Regions from separate parts of the Mus musculus genome. Here region 2 is linked to region 1. The links are chromatin loops, found by intact Hi-C in ENCODE. Cell type or tissue: heart. All regions are shown on one strand. Links, peaks and the distances in the headings refer to the core of each region. The heading gives the core; the rest is flanking DNA. Region 1 overlaps Pitpnc1 (phosphatidylinositol transfer protein, cytoplasmic 1). Region 2 overlaps Pitpnc1 (phosphatidylinositol transfer protein, cytoplasmic 1).

Region 1 (8,335 bases), core at 322-8,321:
AATTTAGTAGTTTACACGACACGTTGGCTGGGACTCCAAGGCAGGTGTGGAAGGGATCTGTCTCCATGGTGCCATTCCCGGGAGGAGAGTCTGTGCTCTCCTTGAGTGACTGGTGACAGACTCTCAGCTGTGGCTGTCCCTTACTCACCTGTGCAGGGTTTGTCTAGGCTAACCCTAGGCCTCACGGAGACACAACACAGCTCGGGGAATCGATCGAAAGAGTCATTTGATTCTCCTTAGTTATTAGAATTTGGTCGTCCTCTTTCATCTGAATCATTCAAATGAGTAACAGTAGACCATCCCAAGCTCACAGCTCGGTCTTTTTGTGGAACAGCTGCTATTTTAACTACCAGACAGTTGTGTCTAGGGCTAGCGCTTTGGCTCAGTGGGTGGAGTGTTTGCTTACCGTGCACACAGTGCTGGGTCTAACCCCCAACACTGCATCAACTGGACCTGGTGATGCATACCTGCGAGCCCAGGTAGGATGGTAGGAAGCTCAAGACTACCTTCAGCTCCATAGCCAGTTCAAGGTCAGTTTGACCTACATGAATATAAAGGTGCATCATTTGCCATGGTCTCTTCCATGGGTTCTTATTGAAGATGAATTTGATGGAGGGGTGTGGTTATAGCATCAATATGTATGCACCCACTGAACACTGTAGGACACTCTTGTGAACATTACAAAACTTCAAATTCCTACAAGAAGGAAGGAATTCTTCTCTTATAAGAGTGTAACACAGGGGGCTTGACACTGTTGGCTTGTGTGGAGGTTTTTCTTTTTCTTTCTATTTTAGTTCAAGAATAAAAACCCCACATCATCAGTTCAGATGGCAGCTAATGTCTTCAGTACCTTCCTTTGGGACTTGATAAACTTTAGAAGAGCTGGTGGTTCCGAAGGGCTGGCTAAACGATCTACTGTCTGGAAGAACGTTGTCACACTATTCTTGGTGTAGTGTGTAATTAAGATCCCCACCCCACCCCCATCCCATAATCAAGTTAAAGATATTTTTTCCACTTCTTGGACAAGTGACGTCTCTATATAATACACTCCCAGTGACGGAAAAGCTTTTTATTTCTTGATAACTGGGATCAGGTTGACCTCTAAATGACCCTACATAGAAAGTCCTCCTGTATGGGTATTGTCCCCAGCGAGGGGATAGGTTAAGGTTCAGGTGACAGACTGGACAGTCACAGAGAGCTACTGGTGAACTTACTACAGCTCTGGATGACTGCTAACGTGCAGGATCATGGGTTTGGAGTTTGTAGGGCCCCAGGGGCTGCCTTTCAAAGAAAGAACTCTCTGGCAGTCTTGGGAGAAATTCTGTTTTGGGATGTAGGACAGGAAATCTTGAACTTGAGAAAGACATCAAAAAGAGAGGCAGTTAAGATGAAAGGATTGGGGGGTAAGGAGCTCAATTAGACAGCGGTGCAGCCGGGAGAGAGGAAGGCAATTGAGAGCATCCGCCAGCCATCCCGGTGCAGAACCGTGTTCAGAGTACAGGGTGGGCAGAGAGCGTGAGAACGCGGCCCAGCCCAAGCCGTGGGTGGCGGCTGCAGGATGTGCTATGCAGGCCTGCAGGAGTGCACCTGGAGCCAGAGGGAACATTTCAGATCCCCAGTGGCCCGGGAGATGGAAAGAAAAGCAGGCCTATTTTGGAATGGAAAATAAACGCAGACTCATCAGGAACAACATGGTTTCCCTACGGAGACTAAACGTAGACTCTGACCCGGCATTTTGCAGCTTTCTGAATTGCTATCTTCCTGATGACAAGGATCCAGTGGCAGTACCTACCTTATGGTGCCTAGATCAGCATGCTATACACTGAATTGTCCTGTCCCTGCTTCAGTGTCAAAGCCCTAACTCCCAATATTTAGAGCTGAGACTTTAAGGAGGAAGTAGGTTTAGATATGATCAGAAAGATGGAGTCCCCAAGATGGAATTTGTTCCTTATAAGGAGAGAACAGAAAGTGTGCTTTCTTGACCGCCCATGTTACTTACCATGTGGAGAGAAGTTTGCTGTTTGTAAACCAGGAAGAAAGCCCACCCCAGGAACAGAGCTGGAAGTGATCTTAATCTTGGACTTCCAGCTTCCAGGAAGGGCAAAAAATAAATATCTGTTGTTTTAAATTGCCTAGTCTATGATAATTCATCTAAGTGTCCAAGCTACAACATGGCAGATGTCTGCGAAGTAAGTTCTGCCCTCCCCCAGGTTAACCACTATCTGCCAGACACGTTCTTATGTTTTACTTAGGCCATATATATTCCAATCATAACATTTACATACAACACTGAAGTACCGACAGGCTATCCTTGGCTACGTAGTGAGTTGAGGCCAGCCAGAGACATTCGAGACCCTGTCTCAAAAACAAACAGACAGACAAACAAATGGATAGCAACAACAAGCCTACCATCATCAACAAAAAGCCTGGGAGAGTTCAGCTGGTAAATTTGTTGGCAAGCATTTCGTGAAGCCCTGGGTTTAAGCCGTAGTACTAAATTAACTGGGCATGGTGATGCCTATCTGTAATTCCAGCATGCATATGGAGACAGGAGTTTAAACAAGAAAGGAAGAAAGAAAAGAAATATTGGTCTGTGGAGATAGCTCAGTGGATAGAAAGCCAGGCAAGTCCTATGACCCCAGTTAGATCCCAGAACCCAGAATGGAATGAGAGATCCAAGCCCTGGAAATTACTCTCAGGCTCCACGAGTGTGCTACGGCATTCACACACACCCTCACATGCAAATCACCCCCACACAACAACAACAGACACATTTCTCTCTTAAGAAGGAATACTGACAGTCATGTGTCCAATTGTCACATTTAACATTCCCCAGCTGTCCACCTTACCACCTATACCAAGCGTGACTGAGCCAGGAGGTGCCTTCCAAGGCTTTCTGAGAGCCCTTGCCTGGCCTTGGAGTTACCGTGGCATATCAGATGTGGCTAGGTTCCTGGTATATACCCTTAGCATTTCTTTCTCTCCCTGATCCAGAGGGAATCTCAGGTTGTTTTGTGTGTTGGGTTTTTTTTCTCTGTTATTTATTTGTTATTTATTTATTTATTTTGAGACAGAATCTTACTATGTGGACAAATGGTCTCATACTCACAGACTCTGACTCCTGACTTTTGGGATTAAAGGCCTGTCCCATTGCACCTGACTATAGATGTCTCAGTCCTTATAATCTAATTATCAGACTTGAGTCCCTATCATCGGCTGTTACATACAGGTTAGACTATGTCCCATAAATGTAGGACATATTGATACCATAAGTATACACACACACACACACATATACATATAAGTATGTGTATGTTTATATATTATCTGTTTATATATATATTATATATATTATCCGAAAATTCACATGTAACTGCAGCCTTTACTTTCCTCTACTAAGGCTAACAGCCTTACCTCTTAGCTCCATGAATCAACCCCAGCTTAAGCCTGTTGTACTCTACCCTCTCCCATGGCCTGCACTGGGCACCCCGCAGACTGTCTCTGAACTCAAAGCTCAAACCAGAGGTCAAGGGCCTTCATTTCCTGTGGCAGTGGCTTGTCGGCCCGGAGTCCCCCAAATGATCTTCGCTTCTTTCCTCTAGTCTGATCCTCAGCCGGCAGGCAGGCAGCTCAGCTTGCTGATTATGCAGTCCTGTGGGACACGTCTGAGGCCAGCTGAGTCCTCTCTGACCTCTAGAAGACCCTAGGACTTGCTGACAATACGAAACTTTGACTAGGATGGCCACGCACTTGCCACGAGATTATGACCCCAAAGGGCAGAGATGATGGTGCCAAGAGCCCTGTGGTAACATTAAACATGATGCTCTGCACACTTGGCTGCCCAGTGAGTGACTGCTGACCTCAGACAGAGGGACAGTCACCCAACGAATTGAGGAAGAAAGAAATCTGCAAAAGACATGGGGCCAGAATAACGGGGGAGGCAAGGAAAATGCTGAGTCAGACAGAACGTCATATGGTGCAGTGCTGGACAACGAGAATGGGCTTCCTCTTTGAATACTGTGCCCCCCACACCCAATTTCCTTGAACAGGAATGTCTCACTAGCGCTGCAAGAAAGCTGGTGGGCAGAGGCTTGGCAGAAGTTCCAGCCATCGAGAAGCCCTCAAGAGGAAATGAGGATCCTATTGGAAGACTTCTAGGCCGCACAGGACAGCAATGTCAAACGTTGGCATTTAATTTCCGGGTCTGTAAAGGGGTTTTTAGATTGGACTGAAAGGGGTGAGATAGTCCTGAATGTGGGTGGCACCCATGGGCTGGCTTCTAAACTGACTAAAAAGGATAGAGAAAGCTGAAGGCCAGCATTCGTTGCTTTCTGCACTCTGACAGTGGATACAACTCGACCAAGCAGGTTCTTATTCCTGGGGCCATGCCTTCCCCTCCATGATGACCTGTGTTCCTTCTCACTGTGAACACAAATAAACCCTTCCGTCCCCAAGTTCCTGGTCCCAGCAATGATAAAGTAGTGAATATTCTTTAGAAATGACACAGTAACATCATTCAGACATGTGTTCTCTGTCACTATTATGTATCACGAGTGGGTATGATGATGCACGCCTTTAAGCCCAGCACCCTGGGAGGAAGGCACTGGTAGGTGGTTCTCTGTTCAAGGCCAGCCTGGTCTACAAATCAAGTTTCAGGCCAGCAAGGGCTACGTGGTAAGGCCCTGTCTCCAAAACCAAAACCAAAAAAACCAAAACCAAAAATAAACAAAACAAAACAAAACAAAAACTATGACATTCACATGTCACATGGGGTCAAGTCAAGGTGGTTTAATTCTAAGGCTCCAGGCAAATGACTATCTTTGTGCAGTTTTTTTAATCATTGTTTTTTTGTCTTTGTTTTTGACACAGTTTCACTGTGAAGCCATGGCTGGCATCACAGAGATCCGCCTGTCTGTGTCTCCCAAGTGCTGGGATTAAAGGCTTAGGCCACCACGTCTAGCTTTTTGATGCAGTTTTAAACGTAACAAATCTCTTTGTCCATATCATCATTGATTTCATCTCAAATGAGAGGCATAATCTTTCCGAGTGGGAAGAAGGAAAGCATTGAATACTCACTCCCTAGTCAGTCCTTCCTTCCATGACTGCAGCTGGAGCCCGGTCTGTCTTGATAGGGACTGAGCTCTGCTTCTAAGTAGAGTCCACTGGGAGAACAGAGCCTTCTGCTACAATGTTACAAAGACCAGCCGACACGTGCTAAGTACTGACCTTGCACCCAGCACTAGGCTGAGATTCCAATTGTTCAGCACCGTTTCCACTACACCTTCATGAGACAGTGAGAGCTCCCCTACTTCTAAACGAGGAAATGAAGGCCCCCAGGAAGGCCATTTGGAGGCACTGAAGTCAAGGATTCAACCAACTCCAAAGTCCACCATCTTTATGGGAGCGCACTGTGTGGTTATCATATGTATGCTTGGGTGCGTATGTGCATGCAAATGTTCATGAGTAAGCACACGGTTGATGTTAGCTGTCTTCCTTGCTTGCTCGCCACCTTATTTTTTGAGACAAGGTCTCTTCCTGAGCCAGAAGCTCATCATTCAGTCTGGCTGACAGCCAATAAGTGTCAAGGGTCCGCCCGTGTCCCCACCTCCCACAGTACTGGATTATAGACGTACACCGCCAAGCCAAGGTTCCATGTGGAGCTGGTATCTGGGCTAGGATGTGAACTCAGCTCCTCGTGGTTTTGAGACAAGCATTTACTAACTGAGCTATCTCTTCTCCCTAGGCTTCCAAAGTCCACCCCGTCGTGATCATTCAATATACAGAGAAAGAGGCTGGAGAGATGGCTCAGCGGCTGAGCTGCTCTTGCAGGACCTATAATTGGTCCTAGCATCCATACCAGGTGGCTCAGAACAGCCTGTAACTCCAGTTCCAGGGAATCTGCCCTTGCCTTGATTAGTGATTGATGTGGGAAAGCTCAGCCCACTGTGGGCGGAGCCACTCTGGGACAGACGGTCCTGTGGTGTATTAGAGAGCAAGCACACTGAGAGCCAAGAGCAGCAAGCTGGTAAGCAGCGCTCCACCATAGCCTCTGCATCAGTTTCTTCTTCCAAATTCCTCCCTCGTTTCCCTTCATAACGGGCTGTGATCAGGACGCTTAAGCCAAATAAACCCGTTCTGCCCCCAAGTCGCCTTTGGTCAGTGTTTTATGCCAGCAACAGGAAGCCAAGTAAGACTTAGTCCTTACTTAGTCCTTACTAAGGACTTCAATTAGTTTGTCAAGCAAAAGTGACCGACCACTCTAACACCTGTATGACCATTTGCATATGCATCTCCCCCATGTATAAGCCCCTCCCCCCACCAAAACAATACTGTCTTTAATGCCACATTGCAAGACACTCTTTTATTAGTGAACTCTTACCAGTAAAGCAGTCAGGCTATATAAAGAATTGCAAGCCCAAGTTAATTATGTAAAGTGACTATTAAGGCACTTTGAGTTACATTAATATTCTTGAAAAAAAAAAGAGAACACTTAGCTTATTGAATTATATATATGTAAAATTATATAATAGCCTACATTTAAATAATTCTGATTCTGATTATTCCTCTTTTTTAAAAAAATGACTACATCTATAAGACAAATATGAAGAAGATTTCAATTAACCCACAGATCATAGGCAGAATATTTTTGAAAATTAAATGAACTTACAGTGTATTCTGATTCCAGACGTTCAGATGGCAAAGAGCAAAAAGAAAAGGAGAAAAAAACAATGAGTTAGACCAGGTCTATGGAACACAAACCAAACGACTGATAGTTCCTGACAAGTTATAAGTGTTAAGAATGCGCTAAAAAAATTGGATTTTTGTAAATCCCGAATGCCTCTGTGTTTCATGGTACTCCTTCATTTGGCCAAATCAGGTCAGTTAGACAAGATTCAATTAGCCTATAGGTTTGTAGCTAATTAAAAAACCCAAGTGTTGGCATTGTAAAATCAGAACGAGAGGCTAATAATTCCAGTAGAGCATTTCATTAACCACAGAGGAAATCTTTTCAGTGATTTTTCTCTTTGTCTTCCTTTTTTTCTTTTTCCTTTTCTTTTTTCTTTTTTTTTTTTTAAACAATTCACAAAGAACTTTGCAAAGATGCTGAAGTGGGATCCTGAGATGCTGCCCCCCCCCAAAGTGTCTGGGGGGGGGCTACAACCCAAGCTTCAGAGTCTGGTGTGGGGTTGGGGGGGGGTACTGTGCTGATACAATATTCAGAACGGAAAGCATTATAAAGAAGAGGCATTAAAGCTTTCCACATTCTCTGAGAGGAGAGAGAATCTCTGCAAAATAGCAACAACCCAACTGAACAAGTTGTGTGTGGGCACAATATAGGGGACCGACCAATGAGAAGACCTCGGAACAGGCCCCATGGAGACAGTCTGTCCCCGCCCAGTGAAATCCCATAGTGCTCAGCCTGTACTTGCTGCTGGTAGCTGACCTGTCCTGAGGACTTACCTGTGATGGTGTATGGGTAATAATTCCACGCCTTCTCGGTCACATAAAATATTTTGGGAACAACAGCTCTGGCCCAACTAGGCAGCTTGCTGAAAAAAGAAGAGGAAGAGGAAGAGGGAGAAGGAGGAAGAGGAGTGGGAAAGAAAAAAAGTTAGAGTTTGTTCGGGCCTTATTTAACTTATTTAACTTCCTGGATATAAGGCATATTATTGCTAAGGTTCTGTGGCCTCTCTTCCCTCCATACCTCTCTTCTCCATCTCTGTGGTATTTCTTGGAGTCACTAATTTTCTTGGACATACTTGTGTGTGTGTGTGTGTGTGTGTGTGTGTGTGTGTGTGTGTGTGTGTGGTGTGCATAGGTGCCTACACTGGACAGTAGAGGGCACTAGATCCCATGGTACTGAAGTTCCTTATTTGAATGCTGGGAGCCAGACTCTGCTCCGTGGAAGATCAGCAAATATTCTGAACTGAATCCCAATTTTATTTCTTCCCAGCACAAATCAGGATAGCTCACTATCCTAGGATGCTAGTGTCTAGCCCCTCCCCCTTGTGATCAGAGACAAGGACACCATAAATCATCGGCTTCTTGGGCCTCCACGACAGCAAGGAACAACAAGAAGCAATCTGAAGGGACTGGCGAGATAGGTCAGCTTGTAAAGAGCTAGTGGAGAAGTATGAGGACGTGCGCTTGATGCCCAGCACCCATGAGAGAAACATTCCAGCTCTGGTGAGGCAGAGGCAGGCAGATCCGTCAGGCTGGCTGACCTGCTAGTCGAGCCTAATAAGCAAGATCAGGCCAGGAGACCCTGGTGGCGAGCTCCCAAGGAATGCTATTTGAGATTGGTTCTCACGCTCACGTGCACACACCTCCCACA
Region 2 (8,335 bases), core at 73-8,072, 100 kb before region 1:
CCACTTTGATGACCTACTGACCTCACCAGCTGTCGGCATACATGTCCCCTTCATTCAGCAATGAGAGCAAGACAAAAAGGGACATTTATGATCACACCTCTGTACAAATAGGAGCCTGCGATTCCACTCCTCCCGCCTGCCTGTATTTACTGGATTCCAGGGACACAGGCAATAGCTGGATTATTTCCTTTTTTGCAGGGTTATGGATCAGTCCCAGGGCCTCCTGAATGTTAGGCAAGAACTCTACAATCGAGTTACACCCTGGCCCCCGATATTTAGATTATAAGGAAGGCCTAAGAGAATGGTGGTGCTTCCTAAAGCCTGGTGATGGGCAAACCATTTCCAGGAATATCTGGGTGTTCCTAAGAGTAAACCAGGAGGCGTGGCTTCTCTTCTGTGTGGTTCAGACACTGGCTAGTTAAACCCGGGTCCCTTAGTCTATCCTCAATTTCCTCAAGTGGGAGACTGTCAATGAATTCTACTTAGCTTGTCGAAATTTCTGAGAATCGTTATGGATGAAGCTCACAAGTCAAACTTTGCAGGTCCCTGAAGAGAAGATGTCTGTCTCACCTGGGGCTCTCTGTTTCCGGAATATTCCACATTGTATTAGTTGTGGTCATAAGTCATCCAGGCAAGATTTGAGAAGCCACCAGGGCACAAAAAGGGGAAGCGAAGAGACGCAAACAGATGGGTGCTTTATTAAATTTTGTGAAAAGGTATAAAGACATTATCATTAATTGCACTTGGAGCCTCAAGAAGTTGGTTATTAAAATTTTCAAAAATTTAAGAAGTTAATCAGGCTCCAAATCCTGAGTCAGACTAAATCAAAATAGGAATATTGATAACAACTGGAATTCAAGTATTGGTAGTCAGCAGTCCCAAAAGAGAACAATTAGGCATGTGACACCTGAGAGTATTTTTTTTTCTTTTTTTTTTTTTTTGTTGTTGTTGAGAATTTCAGGTTTGATGGGAGGAAACTGACATCATTAATTTACCACACCTTACCAAAAAAAAAAAAAAAAGTTTTCTCATCCATTTACCCTTTTACCATTGAGGTCCACATCAGACTCACCAAAGCCCCCAAAACAAGGCTTCCTCCCTGGTCCACATCTAAAGCTAGAGAAGATTCTGTGGGTTTTGTTTGATTGTTCTTGAGACAGTGTCTCAAATAACTCAGGCTGGCCTCAAACTCTGTATGTAGCTGAGGTTGACCCTGAACTTCTGATCCTCCTGCCTGGTTACCATGGCTGGGATGGAACCCCGGGTTCCACAGTAGCTGTAGCAGCTCTACCCACTGAGCGGTGTCCTCAGCCCCTCCTGTTTTGTTTCCTTTCGTTTTTTTGTTTTTTTTTTTTGTTTTTTGTTTTCCCTAAATCATACTTTTCACATTCACTATGATGCTGTGTGGCACACGTAGGGGTTCTTGCTATCTGTGAGATTATTTAACCACATGCATTGTCTGAGATCCAAGAACACATCTGAGTGAAGGAGGCAGTCTTTTCCTCGTCCAGAGAATTCTTTAAAAAAAAAAAAAAAAAAAGCCACAAATGAAAACAAAGGACCCAAAGGGATGTTCAGACCGAGTTACTCTGATTTGGGCCGACATGGCTTTTCGGAAGTGTAGACGCCAGGTAAATTCAGGGTGGCTTTTTTCTCCGGATCTGGAAGTGTGAGCGTCTCTGGAGCAGATTTTTTCCGGGGCCGGTCTTTGGGAATGGACAGAAATTCTGGCGCATCTGTGGAGAGAGGGGTGGATGGGGCGCTGGAGGGGGCGCTGCGCACCGAGGAAGGCAGTAGGGCGATGCTGGAGATAGAAATGGCCGGTGGGAAAACGCCAATCTTCTTGTTGGTGGCTTCCTGAGTGGCTCTTTCGAACTCTCGCACTTCATCCATTGTCATGTCTTCAAAGGGAAAAGCGGAGAAAAGAATAGTTACTGTTCGGACGGGCAAATGGGTTTATTGCTAAATCTGGGGACACTACCATGAAGCTGATGCCTACCCAATCACAAACTTGACATGTCTTTGAAATATTAGACCCTCATTTTTTTTTCTCCCCTGCCCCCCACATCTGTGTTACTAAGACACATCCCGGAAAAGAACATTTCTTTTTTTGGATATTAACCCAAGAGTTTTCAAAGGACTCTTAGTAAGTATTAAGGAATGACTGAAATACACTTTATCTATCTATTTGCTGTGTGTGGTGTGGGTGGCTGAGTCTCGGGGGAGAGAGGATCGGGTTCATTGGGTTGAATTCAGGTTGCCAGGCTCGGCAGCAGTGGCTGCCTTTACTTGGTGAGCCATCTCATTAGCCTAGTTAGTATGCATTAAAAATATTTGTGTGTGTGTGTGTGTGTGTATGCATGCATAGGTGTGTCATGTACGTGGTGTCTGTGTCTGTATGAATGTGTGTGCATGCATGTGTGTTGTGTGTATCTACGTTGGCTTACTCAGGCTCATTCAGTTCTTCTGGCCCTCTGCCATGGTCTCAGTGGTTCAGGTCTCTTTGCAGTGTTGAATGTGGCATGAACACTGACAACCTATGTTAATCATTAGGTGTTCTTTGTGGGGCTGGGGATCAAATCCAGGGCCCCGAGTATGCCAGGCAGGGGCTCTACCACCAAGTCACACCACTGGGTTTCATAACATCTGGACAAAGAAAACAACAAACACTTTTTGTGTATGTGGGGGTGTTCTGTGTGGCCCCAAGGTCCGGTAACTTCGTAGACCAGGCTCTGGGACTGCAAAACCCAGATCTACCTGTCTCTGACTCCCATGTGTAGGGATTAAAGGCATGCACTATCAAATGCCAGACTCAAAAAAACAAAAACAAAAACAAAAAACCCCCACTTCCCATTAAATTGAATCTGTGACCATTTCCCTATGAAATTTTAAAAAATTTCCTGAAAGGGAAGAGTTTTTATAAAGGAGATAAAAAAAAATTACAATTGTGTTGACATAATATAAAATTTATATGGTTTTAAGAAAACTCGTACCTATTAACTTACCACTTTTAAGTGAATGAGTGAGATTCATTTCTTTAAAGCAGCATTTGCTTGGAATTCGACATAGAATTTTAGTGAACTAGGATATATCTTTAATAAATGGATAGCAATTTGAAAAAGTGACTTGGTTAACAAGTTGCTGAAATGTTGTGATATTGTATGTTTCCAGCAGGGGGCAGAAAGGACACAGCACAGAATTTAGATTAAAAAAAAAAAAAAAAAAAAACCCAAAAAACTCAAAAAACCAAAAAACCAAAAAACCAAAACCAAAACCCCTCAGAGTCTCCTCTTCTCTTTGAAACCTCTCACTTGCCAAGCGAGACTGCTTCTTTCTTTAGTTTCTTTCTTTAGTGTGCTAACGGAAGTTAATTTTGCTTACTTCCGACTTAACTTATCCATTTTCAGGGTGATCATTTAAATTTCATTTTAGCACCCGTGAAGGTGCTAAAATTATTTTTCTTTTTCTTTGATAGGCTCTTGGGTAGATCAGGCTGGCCTCTAACTCAGTATGTAGGTGAGGATAACTTTGGATCTCTGATCTTCCTGCCTCTATTTCACCAGTGCCGGGATTGTGACAGCGGCCACCGTTTATATGGTGTTAGGGATCTAGCCCAGGGTTCTGCATAGTTAAGCACTTTGCTACATCCCTAGCCCCATTATGTGGCTTTATTACTATTTATACATTTTAAAAATATTTTTAATTCTTAGGGTGTGTGTCTGTGTACATGTGGAGCCAATTCACTCTTTCCACAGTTACCTGGGCCCTGGCAATCAAACTCAGGTCTCTAAGCTTGTATGATGAGGGTCTTTCCCTGATAGGCCATCTTGCTGGCCTATCCACACACTACTTACTTGTGGTACACACAGCCTCTCAGCTTTAACCATCTTTTTTTCATTATGGAAAAAAAAAGTACAATTGCAAAAAACAAACAAACAAACAACAACAACAACACAACACAACACATGATCCACGATCTCATGGTATCCCAAAGAAAGAGGGCAATATTATAAGATAACCATTATACTTCAATCATGGTGACAATGGGTTTCTTACAGCCAGAAAAAAGGTGGGGGTGCATTCTGAGTTATCATCTTTCTCTACACAGTTTAACGCTAATGATGAGTTAAAACGGAAAGAACACATGCAAAGGCTTTAAGCTGTAAGCTCTGTCCCTACCCCACCTCCCCCTTGGCCCATATTATAGATCAGGCTGGCCTCCAACTCAAGGCAATTCTCCTGCCTCAGCTCTCAGCCACCATGTCTGCCTTAGATCCTGAAAACAGTGGTGCTCAGTGCCCTTCAGGCATCCCTTGTCCCTTCTTCCCTCCCCTGTAGCTTTCTTTGGGTTTGACATTCCTAGGAGAAAAGGTAATCTAAAGCAAGGAACGTTCTGGAACAGTTTCCTTAAAAGAACATTCCTATCTTTAGAACAGGAAAAAAGGAGAGTTGGGAGGTATTCGATCAAAATGGGGCAAACCTTCAGCAACTCTTGCTTCAACTGGTTTCCTGCAAACCCCAATCACCGCGTGCACGACAGGGGGAAGGCGGAGCCAGTCCGCTTTCAGGCGGTCACATGCATCCAGTGGCCAATGGCATGCACTAGCCTGGCAAGGTACAGTCCAAATCATGCTCTGTGTGTGTGTGTGTGTGTGTGTGTGTGTGATTAAACATTTCCAAAACATTACCAGAAGGTCTTCCGATTCTAGAGCCTTTGTCACAACAGTTACCTCTCAAAGTTCTGTAATTATGCTCTCATTTCTTTTTTAAAAAATGGATTTATCATTTGTTTATGTATATGTGTGTGTGTGTATACACATGTGCATGCATGCAATCAATGCCTACTTAGGACAGTAGAGGGCACTGGATACCCCGGACCAGAAAGTGGTGAGCCACTAGATATGGGCGCTAGGAACTGAACTTGGGTACCTACAAGGGCAGGTGCTCTGAACTGCTGAGCTGTCTCTAGACCCTGCATTCTCACTTCTTAGAAAAGCAAAACAAAACAGAACCAAAAAAACAAAAGTAGCAGTCATGTAAAAACTGCATTCTTGAGTTTCCCAGTATCTTATAATAAATACTATTACCCTAGGGCCTGGGCATGGCAAACACAAGAATTCATCCTGTTCCGAGAAAGATCACATGTAAGAGATCTGGCTGAGACCTATGTGCCAACTTGGGGACGAGTCCTTTGTTATCCCTAGGGCCTCTTTGTTAGCATCACTGACCAAGAGATAACTATGTATTTAAATACAGGCTTCCATTTCTGGTATATACCATATAGTCAGCTTTCAGTAAACCCAAGGCTGTCAAACAACCCTGGGCTTTCTAAGGCCTTTGCTAAGTAAGTCTCAGGCTAGATCTACTATGTAGCACCCCTAAATCTCAGTTCACCACCAGCCCCCACTAGGAATGCGTGTGTGCACAGACTGTAGCTTACTCTGTAGATTAGCCTAAGTCAAAAGGAACTGACTGAGTAAAACAGCCCAAAAGAGTTCCAGAAAAGCCTCTCAGAGACCATGACAGCTGAAGAGCAAAGCCCTTCAAGGAGTACAAGTGCCAACTACGCCTTGAAAAGTCCCGCATTTGATCCACTTCACCTCTGACACCCACTGTGGCTCCTGTGCTACTTCGTGATTAGTGCAGGCCATCTGACAGGTACCCCCAAATGTTTCCACTCTCTTTTTATGACTGGGTTAGCCATGAAGAGAAGCCACTGAAGAGTGGAAAGATCTGGAAGACCCAGGTGACTGACACAGCCCACTCGAAGACTTGGGAGGGGGGCACCTTTACCCACGGTCTCTGGGAGAGGTTCTGTTTTCACAGAAGGCTGGGGACCCCGCATTTTCACGGGCTAACAGATGGGCTTCCATGTCTGTTTCCCACAGGGTGGGCAACGCGCTTTGAACAGTCTACATACACTGGTCTGTGCATGGCTCTCTATGTCATCCACAGTGGAGGAGTGCTGATTGCAAACTTTTATGTTGGTTTGTTCATGCATGTTTTTCTCGTATTCCCGAACATCATCCATTGTCATATCTGAAAAAAGTCAAGACGTGGGCAACTTCCGTTATTAAATACAAACTTTAACGGGGGACACTTTAGGGAAAGAAGGTCGCTCAGCAAAGTTTTGTTTTGTTTTTTTTTAATTAAAAAGCAGGTGACTGACTAACTTTATGGAGTAAAAATCATAAAGTTAGATAAACCAGCCAAAGAAGGGAGTGAGGGCAAAGAAGAGTGGAGGTCAAACTCGTAGGGGTGATTCTTGGAAAGTGGGCGAGAGTGTTAGCGAGTGGGCTGTGCGTAGCCTGGGACCTCCTAAAGCTTTGTTAGAAGATCTCTCTCAGGAACAGAGGGGCCGGGCGGTTTGGGTTTAAGACTTACCTTCAGGTCAAACTTTCCAGAGAGATACTAGGGCATCTTTAAGTTAGTGGATTTGACAACACCAAGCACACTTTCATTGCTATGGTAGGAGACAGGCTGTGGAGGGCAGACCCAGCGCATTCACTGGGGGTGTGTGAGAGTCAGTACAATTCTCACACAGATTTTTTTTTTTTTTGCATGGAATACAAAAGGCCAGAAAGTGCGGGTCTTTGAGTGTAGTCTGACAGCTTTGAGATGGCTGACACTCTTCCACCCACATTGATCTATAAATACGACGGTGCACAACACCACGTTTGGCTAGAATCTACAAGTTTTCAGTGTTTCAGGATAACGAGCTCTTAATGGTTTTCCCCAGGAGATGGTTTTGTGGCAGTGTCTGGTTGTGACAGCGGTGGAAAGGTGTTCTGCTGGCATCTCTCTAGGGATGGGGAGGGAGGGATGCTGTAAGACATCCTATAGGCTGGGATCTCCAATTCTCAACAAACAAAGATTTCATTCCAAATGCCAACAGTGACCGGGTTGAGAAGTCCTGCCTCATTCTTGCGACATTGGCACCTGGGAGGCTGAGGCAGGAAGATTATGGCTTCAAGGCTAGCCTGGGCTGTATGAGACCTTGTCTCAAAATCAAAACAAACAAACAAACAAACAAATACACAAACAAAAAGAAAACCAAGGAATCTCCTCTTTCTGCAAGTGAGATGTGTAAAATTGATATTTTACTGGTCTCACCTTAAACACCTGTCTTCCTCCCCACCCCCAACTCTCTTATTCTTCTGCTGGATTTGATCAGCTTTTCTCCTAGTCTAGCAAAGCTTTATCAAGTCATGGCAGAATTTCACTTCATGCCCTCACCGACCAATAAAGCATGAAGAAGAAAAAAGCATCCACGTTACCACTGATTGGCTGAGGGGGGGGATCTGCCTCGTGGGTTCCCGGCTGGAGTTCTTCCTTAAGCATTTTCTGGATCATGTGCCCTGATTTTTTTTTTTTTTTTAAATCTCAATCGAGTGTCATGTGAGGTTTTCTTTGCTTCCAAAGGGCAGACCTGCCAGAGCTCATGATTTAATTCAGTATGGTCAGGGGCTGAGGTGGAGTGTGGCCCAAAATCTAGGCCTGGGCTATTTTATTGAACTCAAGATGCTCCTGTCAGCCCTGGAGTCGTCCATCAGAATGCTGTCCACAAGCAATGTAAGTATGGAGAAGGCTAAGCTGCAGGCCGGGCAAGCAAGGACACGCTCTTTTAGAAAGCAGGTTATTGACAAGCAATAAAAGAATGCTTCTTTAGGGTAAAGACAGAAGGGACTTAGTCAACAATAACACATTCTGCAAGACCAAACCCCCACAACTTCAACGACTGATTGTCAGTATTTCTTAACCACAAACACACCTGGAAAGGAATACGAAGCAGTCCCACTTAAGTACAAGTTCAAAACTGAAAAACGTGTTTCTTTGTGTACCCGTCATTAACCAATTAATTGGGAAAACGAAACCCAGAGAAGGCAAAGAGTCCACTGCCTTACTGGGATGAATCTTCACAGAAGGGAGGGACTTACCATGGGCAGACTCTGGACTTTCAGAGCCGTATCAGTTTTGTGGGCATAAGAAAGGGTTCGGCGGCAAAGATGATCGGTGCCTTGCTCATAGTGAGATTTGAAAACAAGTCAAGGGACTGGTGGAGCCATGTGATTGACAACAGAACCAAAAGCATAAGACCAAACCAAACGAGGTAGAAGACCATGTAATACTGGTAGGGAGGGTCCTTATGAGAGCATCTATTTCTGCTCCCCCTCGCCACGCCCTCTCTCTGAGACAGGGAGGGTTTCATGTAGCCCAGGTACCAAATCTCCCTGTGTATCCTAGGAGGACTTCTATCTCCTGATCTCTTCTATCTCCACCTCCCAGTGCTGGATGCTGCTGCGGCTACAAGCTAGGTAAGCTACCTGCTAAGAAA

Evidence for each region. Hi-C counts contacts between places; a loop is a spot of excess contacts. Peaks named below come from ENCODE experiments on the same cell type or tissue, not always from the same donor. Only the 100,000 strongest peaks of a DNase experiment are listed, where the experiment ranks them.
Region 2: it touches region 1 in a loop (2.1-fold over the local background); 2 of 42 quality-filtered maps call a loop at or near these places.

What each region holds. Positions count from the first base shown.
Region 1 is chr11:107,314,126-107,322,460 of GRCm38, forward strand. It overlaps Pitpnc1 (phosphatidylinositol transfer protein, cytoplasmic 1), which reads right to left. Exons shown (of 9, transcript NM_001359616.1): 3 at 7,462-7,550; 4 at 6,668-6,675. Among named protein-coding and RNA genes, the nearest start is that of Gm11716, 18 kb to the right of the region's middle. In heart, for the core only: no CTCF peak of the experiment used is centred there; DNase peaks (open chromatin) are centred at 1,586 and 3,816; H3K27ac peaks cover 499 bases.
Region 2 is chr11:107,210,758-107,219,092 of GRCm38, forward strand. Pitpnc1 (phosphatidylinositol transfer protein, cytoplasmic 1) reads right to left here. Exons shown (of 9, transcript NM_001359616.1): 9 at 1-1,901. The coding sequence ends at 1,585. Among named protein-coding and RNA genes, the nearest start is that of Nol11, 26 kb to the left of the region's middle. In heart, for the core only: CTCF peaks have their summits at 3,164 (motif pointing right) and 4,828 (motif pointing right); no DNase peak of the experiment used is centred there.